2 separate regions of the Homo sapiens genome follow, and region 2 is linked to region 1. Evidence: chromatin loops called from intact Hi-C (ENCODE). Cell type or tissue: CD4-positive, alpha-beta T cell. All regions are shown on one strand. Each heading gives the region's core, and the rest is flanking DNA. Links, peaks and the distances in the headings are about the cores only. Region 1 has its middle 130 kb from the start of LINC02466. Region 2 has its middle 27 kb from the start of JADE1.

Evidence for each region. A loop is a pair of places that touch in the nucleus more often than their neighbours do. Peaks named below come from ENCODE experiments on the same cell type or tissue, not always from the same donor. Only the 100,000 strongest peaks of a DNase experiment are listed, where the experiment ranks them.
Region 2: it touches region 1 in a loop (18-fold over the local background); 3 of 110 quality-filtered maps call a loop at or near these places.

What each region holds. Positions count from the first base shown.
Region 1 is chr4:129,638,405-129,643,792 of GRCh38, forward strand. No RefSeq gene overlaps it. Among named protein-coding and RNA genes, the nearest start is that of LINC02466, 130 kb to the right of the region's middle. In CD4-positive, alpha-beta T cell, for the core only: a CTCF peak has its summit at 2,969 (motif pointing left); a DNase peak (open chromatin) is centred at 2,977.
Region 2 is chr4:128,779,788-128,785,175 of GRCh38, forward strand. No RefSeq gene overlaps it. Among named protein-coding and RNA genes, the nearest start is that of JADE1, 27 kb to the right of the region's middle. In CD4-positive, alpha-beta T cell, for the core only: a CTCF peak has its summit at 2,739; a DNase peak (open chromatin) is centred at 2,734.

The sequences.
Region 1 (5,388 bases), core at 155-5,154:
CTTAGAATATGTTTTGAAATAAGGAAATATGAGATGTCCAGACGTATTCTTTCTTCTTGAGATTGTCTTGGATATTCAGGTTCCTTTGTGGTTTCATAAGAATTCTAGTATTTTTTTCTATTTCTACAAAAATAAAATGTCATTGAGATTTTGATGGGGATTGCATTGAATCTATAGATTGCTTTAGGTAGTATGATATTTTAACAATATTAATTCTTTCAATCCATAAACACAGCATGCATTTCTTTGTATTTGTGTCTTCTTTAATTTCTTTCAGCAGTGCTTTGTAGTTTTCTTTTTTTTTTGAGACGGAGTCTGGCTCTGTCGCCCAGGCTGGAGGGCAGTGGCACAATCTCGGCTCACAGCAAGCTCCGCCTCCTGGGTTCACGCCATTCTCCTGCCTCAGCCTCCCAAGTAGCTGGGACTAGAGGCGCCTGCCACCATGCCCGGCTAATTTTTGTATTTTTAGTAGAGATGGGGTTTCACCGTGTTAGCCAGGGTGGTCTTGATCTCCTGACCTTGTGATACTCCTGCCTCGGCCTCCCAAAGTGCTGGGATTACAGGCGTGAGCCACTGTGCCCAGCCAGTGCTTTGTAGTTTTTACTGAACTAATCTTTTGTCTCCTTAGTTAAATCCTAAGTATTTTATTCATTTTGATGCTATCATAAATGGGATTGTTTTCTTAATTTCCTTTATAATTCTTTTTATTGCTAGTATATAGAAATTTTTTTGTATATTGATTTAGTGTCATGCAACTTTGCTGCATTTATTTATTAATTCTAATAGGTTTTTCTGTAAAAGTGTTTAATGTTTTCTGTGTTTACAATCATGTCATTTGCAAACAAAAATAATTTAATTTTCCTTTATGATGCCTTTCATTTATTTTCTTTTTTCTGTTTTCTCTCTTTTATTTATTTTTTATTTTTTTGGCTTAATTGCTTCAGCTAGGACTTACAGTAGTATGTTGAATAGAAACAACAAGAATGGGCATTCTTATCTTGTTACTGCTCTTAGAAGAAGAGCTTTCAGTTCTTCAATGTTGAATATGATGGTAGCTGTTTTCAAACATGGTCTATAATATGTTGAAGTAATTTTCTTCCATTCCTCCTGTATTAGTCTGTTCTCACACTGCTAATAAATGCATACCCAAGACTGGGTACTTTATAAATGAAAGAGGCTTAATTGACTCAGTTTCACATTGCTGAGGAGGCCTCACAGTCATGGCAGAAGGCAAACGAGGAGCAAAATAATGTCTTAAATGGAAACAGACAAGAGAGCTTGTGTAGGGGAACTTCCGGTTATAAAACCATCAGGTCTCCTGAGATGTATTTACTACTAAGGAACAGTATGGGGGAACTGCCCCCAAGATTCAGTTATCTCCACGTGACCCCACCCTTGACACATGGGGATTATTACAATTCAAGGTGAGATTTGGGTGGGGACACAGCCAAACCATATCACCTACTTTAAGTGTTCATTGTTTTTAAAAAGGTGTTAAATTTGGCAATTTTTTCTGCATCTATTAAGATGATCATGTATTTTTTATTATTTGTTTTGTTAAGGCAGTGTATCACATTGATTGATTTTCATATGTTGAAAAACTTTTGCATCTCATGGGTAAATCCCACTTGGTGATGGTATATGATCATTTTATTGTGCCCCTGAATTCCGTTCATTAGTATTTTTCATACTTTCTTCTTTATGCTTCACTCAGAGAAGCTTCATGCATCACTGTTACAGAATTACAGCATTCTCTATTTATCTTTATATCTATCTTTACCAGCATACTTTACACTTTTGTTTACTTGTGGGTTGCTGTCTGGTGTCCTTCCATTACAACTTGAAGGACCCCTTTTAGCATTCTTGTAAGGTAGGCCTGGTGTTTATGAAATACTTCAGTTTTTGTTTATCTGGGAAATACTTTATTTCTTCTTAATTTTTGAAAAACAGTTTTACTTGATATATTATTCTTGGATGGCAATATTTTTTTTTCTTAAGTAGTTTGAATATATCATCCTATTTGCTTCTGGACTGCCAGGTTTCTGCTGAGAATATGCTAAGAGTTTTACGAAAGCTTCTTTGTAAATAATGAATTGCATTTTTTGCCAGTTTCAAAATTCTTTCTTTGATTTTTACAATTTGATTATGACATGTCTTGGTATGGGTTTTCTTGGTTTCATTCTGGTCTTCTTATACCTTAGATGTCCATTTCCTGCCTCAGATTTGGGGACTTTTTAGCCATTGTTTCTTTAAACAAAAGCTTTCTTCATCTTTCTTCCTGATCTTTTGGTATTCAAATAATGTGTATATTGATGCATTTGATAGTGTCCCATAAATTCCTTACATTTTCTTCGCTCTTTATTATTATTTTTTTCTCTTTGTTCCTGACTGGATAATTCCAAATGACTTGCCTTTGATTTTATTGGTTATTCTACCTGTGTGTTCAAGTCTGCTGTTGAAGCCCTGTAGTGAATTTTTAAATTCAATTATTGTATACTTCAGTTCCAAACTACTGCTTCATTGCTTTTTTTAAAAAATTATCTCTTTGTAGATATTGTCATTTTGTTCATGTATCTTGTTCCTGAGCTCATTGAGCATGCTTATGATGGTTATTACGAATTTGTTATAAGATAAAGTTATATAATTCCATTTCTTTTGGGTCATTTCTGGGAAATTTATTTTGTTCCTGTGATTAAATCATGTGTCCTTGTTTCCTTTGATTAGGCCATGGTTCCCTGTTATTTTGCACTTAGATCCACACATTTGAGAAAACAACCACCTCTTCTAGTATTTAAGGACTGGTTTTGTAAATTAAAAGACCTTCGTCAGTCAGCCCAGCTGGAGATTCTGCGACCCCTTAAACCTTTTCTGTTGATATGTCTTCTCTAGATTTGTATGAGCAAATTCTATATTAGAAGGATTTGCTGATATCTTTTTGCAGGTACTTCTAATTTATTGCACCCTCTGGTGTCTGCCTGCAGTACTGCAGATTCTTCGGAGTTTCCTCAAGCTGCCCAGTTCTCTTTTTGTTCTCAGTGATCCCTAGGCTTCTAGCATCTGCTAAGTTCCGTCAGTGCTCTAAGTTGGGTGAGACAGAAACCAGTTCCTGGAGCAATCTCTCCAAAAGCTAGAACACTGGATGCACACTCAACTCTTTTTTCCCGGTGGGGAAAGACTTCTGAACTTATTTTTCCTATTCCATGAGACCCCTGAAGTAGCAGCAAGTCACTCAACTCTCTTGCTTTCAGTGGCCGCCAGTAACCTAGTGTATGCTGGGTCTTGTCATTGGTCTGATTTAGGTGAGACAGAAACTAGACCCTCAAACAGTCTTCCGACTAGCCAGAACATTGGATGCATATGTTAACTCCCTTCCCAGGAAGAAGCTGGGAGTTTGGGGCTTTCTTCACTCATTCCATGCTGAGCTGTGGAGGAAAGATTATGGCAAATGAATATCTACTACTTTAAACTGTCACCTTTGTTCTCAGCTGCTTCCAAGCTGGCATCCTTTCCTGTCAGAGCTTAGATTCACCAAGACAGAAACCAGTCCCTTGGGCAGTATCCTGAAAAGTCTGAATATTGGACATATGGTTTAGTCTTTTCCTACGCAGAGAGAAGCCAGAAGCTGAGGAGATGGGAGAGAGACTTTAGTAAGTAAGTACCATCAATATTTTTTACCCACTTCAATGCAGCTGGTTTTTTTTCCCAAGGTTCTGCCCAATACAGCGTTTGCCCAAGGTTTAAGAACTTATTAATTGGTGTCTGTATTCCTCACAAAGGGAATTAGTCCTTGTATTGTTGTTGAGTTAGTGTCTCCAGTGGGGGAAGAGAGTAGGGCTTCCCATTCCACCATCTTGCCGATGTCACATTCTCATTATTAGATTATTTTAAATAATAAATTTATTCATTGTCAATGTGTCAAACATTGTTACTTCCACTTTCTTTTGGCTACGCTTTTGCTTAATGCTTTTAAGGGAAGCACACTATTCTTTATAAAAGTATTCATTATAGAATACATTGTAAATCCAAACAGAAAATAATTGTGTTCATTTATGCAGTTTTATACTCCCTTTCATAAGAACCCTGGAATAGCTACCTAATGTTTAAACATAAAAATATATATCTTCCTTTTATTTAACTTTCTTTATTTATCTCTATAAATATCTCTATAAATGTATCTCTCTAAATACATAAAGAGTGGAAATTTGGATCCTATTGGATTAGTAGATTTTTCAATATTAACAAACCATGGATATATCTTGAAAAATGTTTTCAAGGGCTACACAAAACACTGTAAGTTTAATTTCCTTAACCTTCTTTCAATTGCAAAACAAAACAAAACTATTTTGACATAAAATAGATTTTGATCATCACTGGACATTATTACCATTGCTTTATTCAACCAATATTCATTTGGATTTACCTACATAATTATCTTTTCTGTTACTTTTCATACACTTCCATTTCTGAGCTTTTACTAGGATCTTTTATTGGCAGAAGGTAGATGATCCCAGTAGGATCGCAGTAATTTTATTTTAATGTCCATGTCTAATAACTCGATTTCTTAGATTTGTCATGGGCCTGTTTCTATAATAGGTTTATCCTCTTGGTTTATATTAAATGTTGTATTTTTATAGCTGTTTTTTTAAGAAATTAAATGCTAGACACTGTATATTAAAAACTATAAAGGGGATTGGATGCTTTGAATGGTATTATACCTCTCCTAAGTGGACTTGGTTTAGTTTCTAATAGGCAGGTAGAGTATGACAATAACTATTCAGATCACTTTACTTCAATTATGAATTCAAATAACTTGTCTGGGCTTCAATCTTCATGACAATTGCTGTATTTCTCATTTACTTTTACTCCTAGAGTGTAGCCATTTTGAGTCACAACTAAATGCTTGGGGTCCTTTTCAGAGCCTGTCTATACTGCTGAACTCGAAATTCCAAATTTTGCCTAACCCCTTGAGTCTCCTGAAAGTTCCGCTCTGCTATATGTTTTGGGATTTCAAATGCCTTGAGACAAAAAATAATATCAAATTCTGGAGTCATTAGTCTGGACCTTTTCCCCTTGGTCTTGGTCCTAAAAATCTTTATTGACAAAATAACTCTTTAATGTTTTTATAAAGATTAAAAAAATTACTTTCCCTAGATTTGATAGGTGCTCTTAGCAGGAAGTTTAGTCTAAAACAAACTATTCTAACATTGTCACTAACAGAAATTTTAATGGTCTCAGAGTAAAGATGTGTGGCATCTTTACTGTTGTCTGTGGAAAACAGTCTCTGCTTCTTATTTATTGTACTATGCCAATAAAAAAAAGCAATCGTTTACTGTAAGAAGTTTGATAAAAAGCCATAGTCCTTGTAGATAATGCTAGAGGGTGAGAATA
Region 2 (5,388 bases), core at 189-5,188, 860 kb before region 1:
GCTCATGCCTGTAATCTCAATGACTTGGGAGGCTGAGGTGGGAAGATTGAGGCCAGCCTGGGCAACATGACAAAATTCCATCATTACAAAGAGATTAAAAAAAAAAAATTAGCTGGATATGGTGACACGCACCTGTAGTCCCAGCTACTCAGGAGGCTGGGGAGGGTGGATTACTTAAGCCCAGGAGTTCTAGGTTGTAGTGAGCTATGATTGTAATCATGCCACTGCACACCAGCCTTGGTGACAGAGTGAGACCCTGACTCTGAAAGAAAAGAAGAGAAGAGGAGAAAAGAAAAGAGAAAAGCAAAACAAAAACAAATGTGATATGGGGCATTTGAACAGATGACATGCTGTGGGGATCGTACGGCTCCTTTAGAGTAGGTGAGCAGGAAAACCGTCTGAACAGGTGACATTTCAGCTGAGACCTGAATTACAAGAAAGAACAAGTCACAGTAAAATGTAGAGAATATTCCAGGCAGAAGAAACACCAGCACAAAATCCCTGAGATGGGGATAAAACTGCTGTGTTCAGAGGGTTGAGAGGAAGAGGAGAGTGGTGTGTGATAAAGTTGAAGGGCCAGGGTCAGGTCACACTGTCAGGACCTCACAAACCTGAGAGCTGTTTAGAATTTCCTGGGGAGCTTTAAGAAACATGTGGGGCCTTCCTCCAGAGATTCTGATTCACTTGATCCAAGGTGGGGCCCAGGCATCAAAAGATCCCAGGGGATTCCTGTGTGCAACCTAGTTAAGACTCACTGATGTCTGGGGTTCACATGCCATGGTAGGCAGCCTGCATTTTCTCCTAAGTGGGATGGGAAGTCACTAAAGGGTATGGAAGCAGAGAAGTGATGGGATTTGAGTGATTTATTTAAAAGATCTCCCTAGCTGCTGTAAGGAGAATGGATTGTAATGAATCAAGAAAGAAAGCAGGCCATTATTGTTCAAGTCTTTTTGGAGACATATGCTTTAATTCCTCTTGGGTAAATATTTACGAATGAAATTGCTGGAAATACCCCAATGTCCATCAAAAGGTGACTAGATAAACAAATTGTGATATGTTCATACAATAAAATACTACTCAGCAATAAAAATAAAGAACTACTGATACACAAAATAACATAGATGCATCTCAAAACCATTATGCTGAGTAAGACCAGCCAGACACAAAACAGTATATGCTGTACTATTTCTTTTATGAGGTTTAAGAAGAGGTAAAACTAACCTATGGTGATAGCAATAGAAGTGGCTGCTTCTAGGGGCACAAGGATTGACTGAAAGAGGGTTACTAGGGAATTTATGAGGGTAATAAAAATGTTCTACATCTTGATTATATGGGTATACACGTTTATAAAAACTCTTTGGATGGTACACTTAGGATTGGTACATTTCACTGTATGCAAATTTAAAAAAAAAAAGAACTACTACAACTACACACATAATAAAATGGCTTAAAAAAGAAAAAAAACAATACCAAGTGCTGGAGAGGATGTGGAAATCCCATGTTACTGATGGGAATACGAAATGGTATATCTGCTTTAAAAAATAGTTTGGCATGGTGGCTCATGCCTGTAATCCCAGCACTTTGAGAGGCTGAGGAGGGCTGATGGCTTGAGCCCAGGAGTTCGAGACTAGCCTGGGAAATATGGCAAAACTCCATCTTTATGAAAAATACAGAAAATTAGCCAGGCATTGTGGTGCGCATCTGAGTCCCAGCTACTTGGGAGGCTGAGGTGGGAGAATCACCTGGGCCGGGGAAGTCGAGGCTGCAGTTTAGCTGTGATTACGCCACTGCACTCCAGCCTGGGCAATGGGAGTGAGACCCTGTCTCCTTACCAAAAAAAAAAAAAAAAAAGTCTGGCACTCTTTCTCTTTTTTTTTGAGATGGAGTCTTGTTCTGTCACCCAGGCTGGAGTGCAGTGGCGAGATCTTGGCTCACTGCAACCTCCGCCTCCCAGGTTCAAGCAATTCTCCTGCCTCAGCCTCGTGAGTAGCTGGGACTACAGGCAAACACCACCACGTCCAGCTAATTTTTGTATTTTTAGTAGAGACGGGGTTTCGCCATGTTGGCCAGGATGGTCTCAATCTCTTGACCTCGTGGTCCACCCACCTCTGCCTCCCAAAGTGCTGGGATAACATGCATGAGCCACCGTGCCCAACTTCTGGCACTTTCTTATAAAATTAAACAGGTACTTACCATATGACACAGCAATCTTACTTCTTGGTATTTACTCAAGAGAATAAAATATGTCACAGAAAGACCCTTATGTGACGGTTTACAGCTGTTTTATTCACAACAGTTGATTTTTGAAAACCAGAGAAAAGCATCAGGGATTACAGTTGGGAGACTATGGCAGTAGTCCTGGTGAAAGACAGTAACTAGGTCTAGGCTGCTAGGAATGAAGATGAAGAGAAGTTAACAAATCCAGGATGTATCTGGAGAGAGAGTCTAAAGGCATTGCCAATGGTGTGAGAAGAAGAAAGGAATCCAGAATGACTCTAAGGTATTTGGTATGAGCAACTGGATGGATGATGATGCCATTTATGGGGCTGTGAAAGAATGGGGAAAGTAGGCGAGGATAGACAAAAATCCAGGGTTCTCTTTTAGCCATGTTAAGATGGCTTATTAGACTTCACAAACAGTGGAGCAGTAGATTTGGGAAAAAGATGCCTCCATCTTTTATTGTTAGAACATAAACTGTCAATCTGGTGACTAGGAGGAGGCTGTGATGATAGGTGGCAGCAGAACGCCACGCTTTGGAGTTGTGATAGTGTGTCAGGAATAGGCTGACAAGCCACAGAATTAGGTATGATCTAGAATCTCTGTAGAATTGTGGACCTAACAGATAGAAGGAATAGAAAAAGAATTCAGGATGAGATGAAACAATCAATAGCTTAATCCAAACAAATGGTGTAATCACTGAATGGAGGTTTATAGGAGCTAATCAGGCTTGGAAATTAGATAATGATATGATTTAGGTTCAAAGATGTGGGCTAATGTGAGCATTTCTTATTAGTTATGTATTGCTATGAAACAAATTACTCCAAACTTTAGAGGCTTAAAACAATAATAAATGTTTATAATTTTACAGGGATTCTGTGGATTAGGAATTTAGGAGCTGGCCGGGAGCGGTGGCTCAAGCCTGTAGTCCCAGCACTTTGGGAGGCCGAGGTGGGTGGATCACGAGGTCAGGAGTCAAGACCAGCCTGGCCAACTTGGTGAAACCCCGTCTCTACTAAAAATACAAAAACAAAAATTAGACAGGCGTAGCGGCAGGCGCCTGTAATCCCAGCTACTCAGGAGGCTGAGGCAGAGAATTGCTTGAACCTGGCAGGCAGAGGTTGCAGTGAGCCAAGATTGCACCACTGCACTCCGGCCTGGGTGAAAGAGCGAGACAACGTCTCAAAAAAAAAAAAAAAAAAAAAAAAAGAAGGAATTTAGGAGCTGCTTGATGTTTCTGGTGTTTCCTTGTTGTTGTTGCTTTGGGGGAGGAAGAGGGCAGAATGGAGTGGCTCATTTTTAATTCAGGATCCCTCATGAGGTTGCAGTCAAAATGTTGGTGTGAGCTGCAGTTATCTGAAAGCTTGGCTGGGGCTAGAGGATCTACTTCCCAGATGGGTGATTCATACTCATGGCAAGCTAATGCTGGCCATTGGTAGGAGGACTCAGTTCCTCACTACATGACTGCTCCACAGGAGTGCATGAGTAGCTGGCTTCGTCCAGAGCAAATGATCCAAGAGCATGCAAGGTAGAAGTAGAAATGTTTTTGATGACCTAGCTTCAGAAGTCACTCTACATCATTTCCACACTGTCTTATTGATTTTCCAGGTCAGCCCTGTTCAGAGTGGAAGTATCCACCCAAGGGAGTGACTATGAGGTGTGAGAGAATCTCTGGGGGTTATTTTGGAGGCTGGCTACAACTCCTTTTTAAGTTCTAAAGTTCATGTCATATTAAGAGTAAAAGGAACTCATCTCCTGGTAGTGGTGTTATGAACAGAATTCCCTAGGTATTTGTTTATGTTTGTTTGTTTTGAGACGAGGTCTTCCTCTATGGTCCAAGCTAAGGTGCTGTGCTCACTGCAGGTTTAACCTCCTGGGCTCAAGTGATCCTCCAACCTTAGTCTCCCACATAGCTGGGATCTCAGGCGAGCACTACCACATCCAGCTAATTTTTAATTTTTGTAGAGATGGGGTCTCCCTATGTTGTCCAGGGTGGTCTCAAACTCCTGGACTCAAGTGATCCTCCCACCTTGGCCTCCCAAAGTGCTGGGATTACACGTGTCAGTTACCGCATTTGGCCCCCGTAGAAATATGTGGCTCTAGACTTCGTGCAATACCAGCTTTGGAAGGTATATTCAAAAGAATTTGAGAAAAATCTTTTGTTTTTTAAAGCAATAAGTGTTTTATTTTATTTTATTTTATTTGTTTGTTTTTTGAGACAGATCTCACTCTGTCACCCAGGTTGGAGTGCCCTGGTGCGATCTGAGCTCACTGCAACCTCCGCCTTCCAGGTTCAAGGGATTCTCCTGCCTCAGCCTCCTGAGTAGCTGGGATTACAGGCACGCACCACCATGCCTGGCTAATTTTTGTATTTTTAGTAGAGATGGGGTTTCACCATGTTGGCCAAGCTGGTCTCGAACTCCTGACCTCAGGTGATCCGCCCACCTTGGCCTCTCAAAGTGCTGGGATGACAGGTGTGAGCCACCACACCCGGCTTAAAGCAATATGTATTTTAAACCTAGGTAGGTTGACAATTAAATATAGAAATGATTAAGAAAATCAAACATGCTGGGCACGGTGGCTCACGCCTGTAATCCCAGCACTTCGGCAGGCAGAGGCGGGCGGATCACCAGGTCAGGGGATGGAGAACATCCTGGCTAACACGGTGAAACCCCGTCTCTACTAAAAATACAAACAAAACAAAACAAAAAACAAAAAAACATTAGCCGGGAGTGGTGGCGGGCGCCTGGAGTCCCAGCTACTCTGGAGGCTGAGGCAGGAGAATGGCGTGAACCCGGGAGGCGGAATGGCGTGAACCCGGGAGGCGGAGCTTGCAGTGAGCCGAGATCGCGCCACTGCACTCCCGCCTGCGCGAAAGAGCGAGACTCCTTCTCAAAAAAAAAAAAAAAAAAAAAAAAAAAGAAAAGAAAAAAGAAAAATATATTAGTCGTGTAGTACTTATTTAAAACATATGATCTAAGTAATTGACTTACATTTGTGATTTTAAGTGGAAATATTTCAAAATGTAAATGTAATATTAGACATTTAAAAGAACCTAAAATTAACATATTTTTAAGATTAATCGATTGCATATATATGAATCACATAAATACTTGAAAAGGAATTTTTGTCAGTCATACAACTGAAGTACTTGACAAAATAAATTAATTA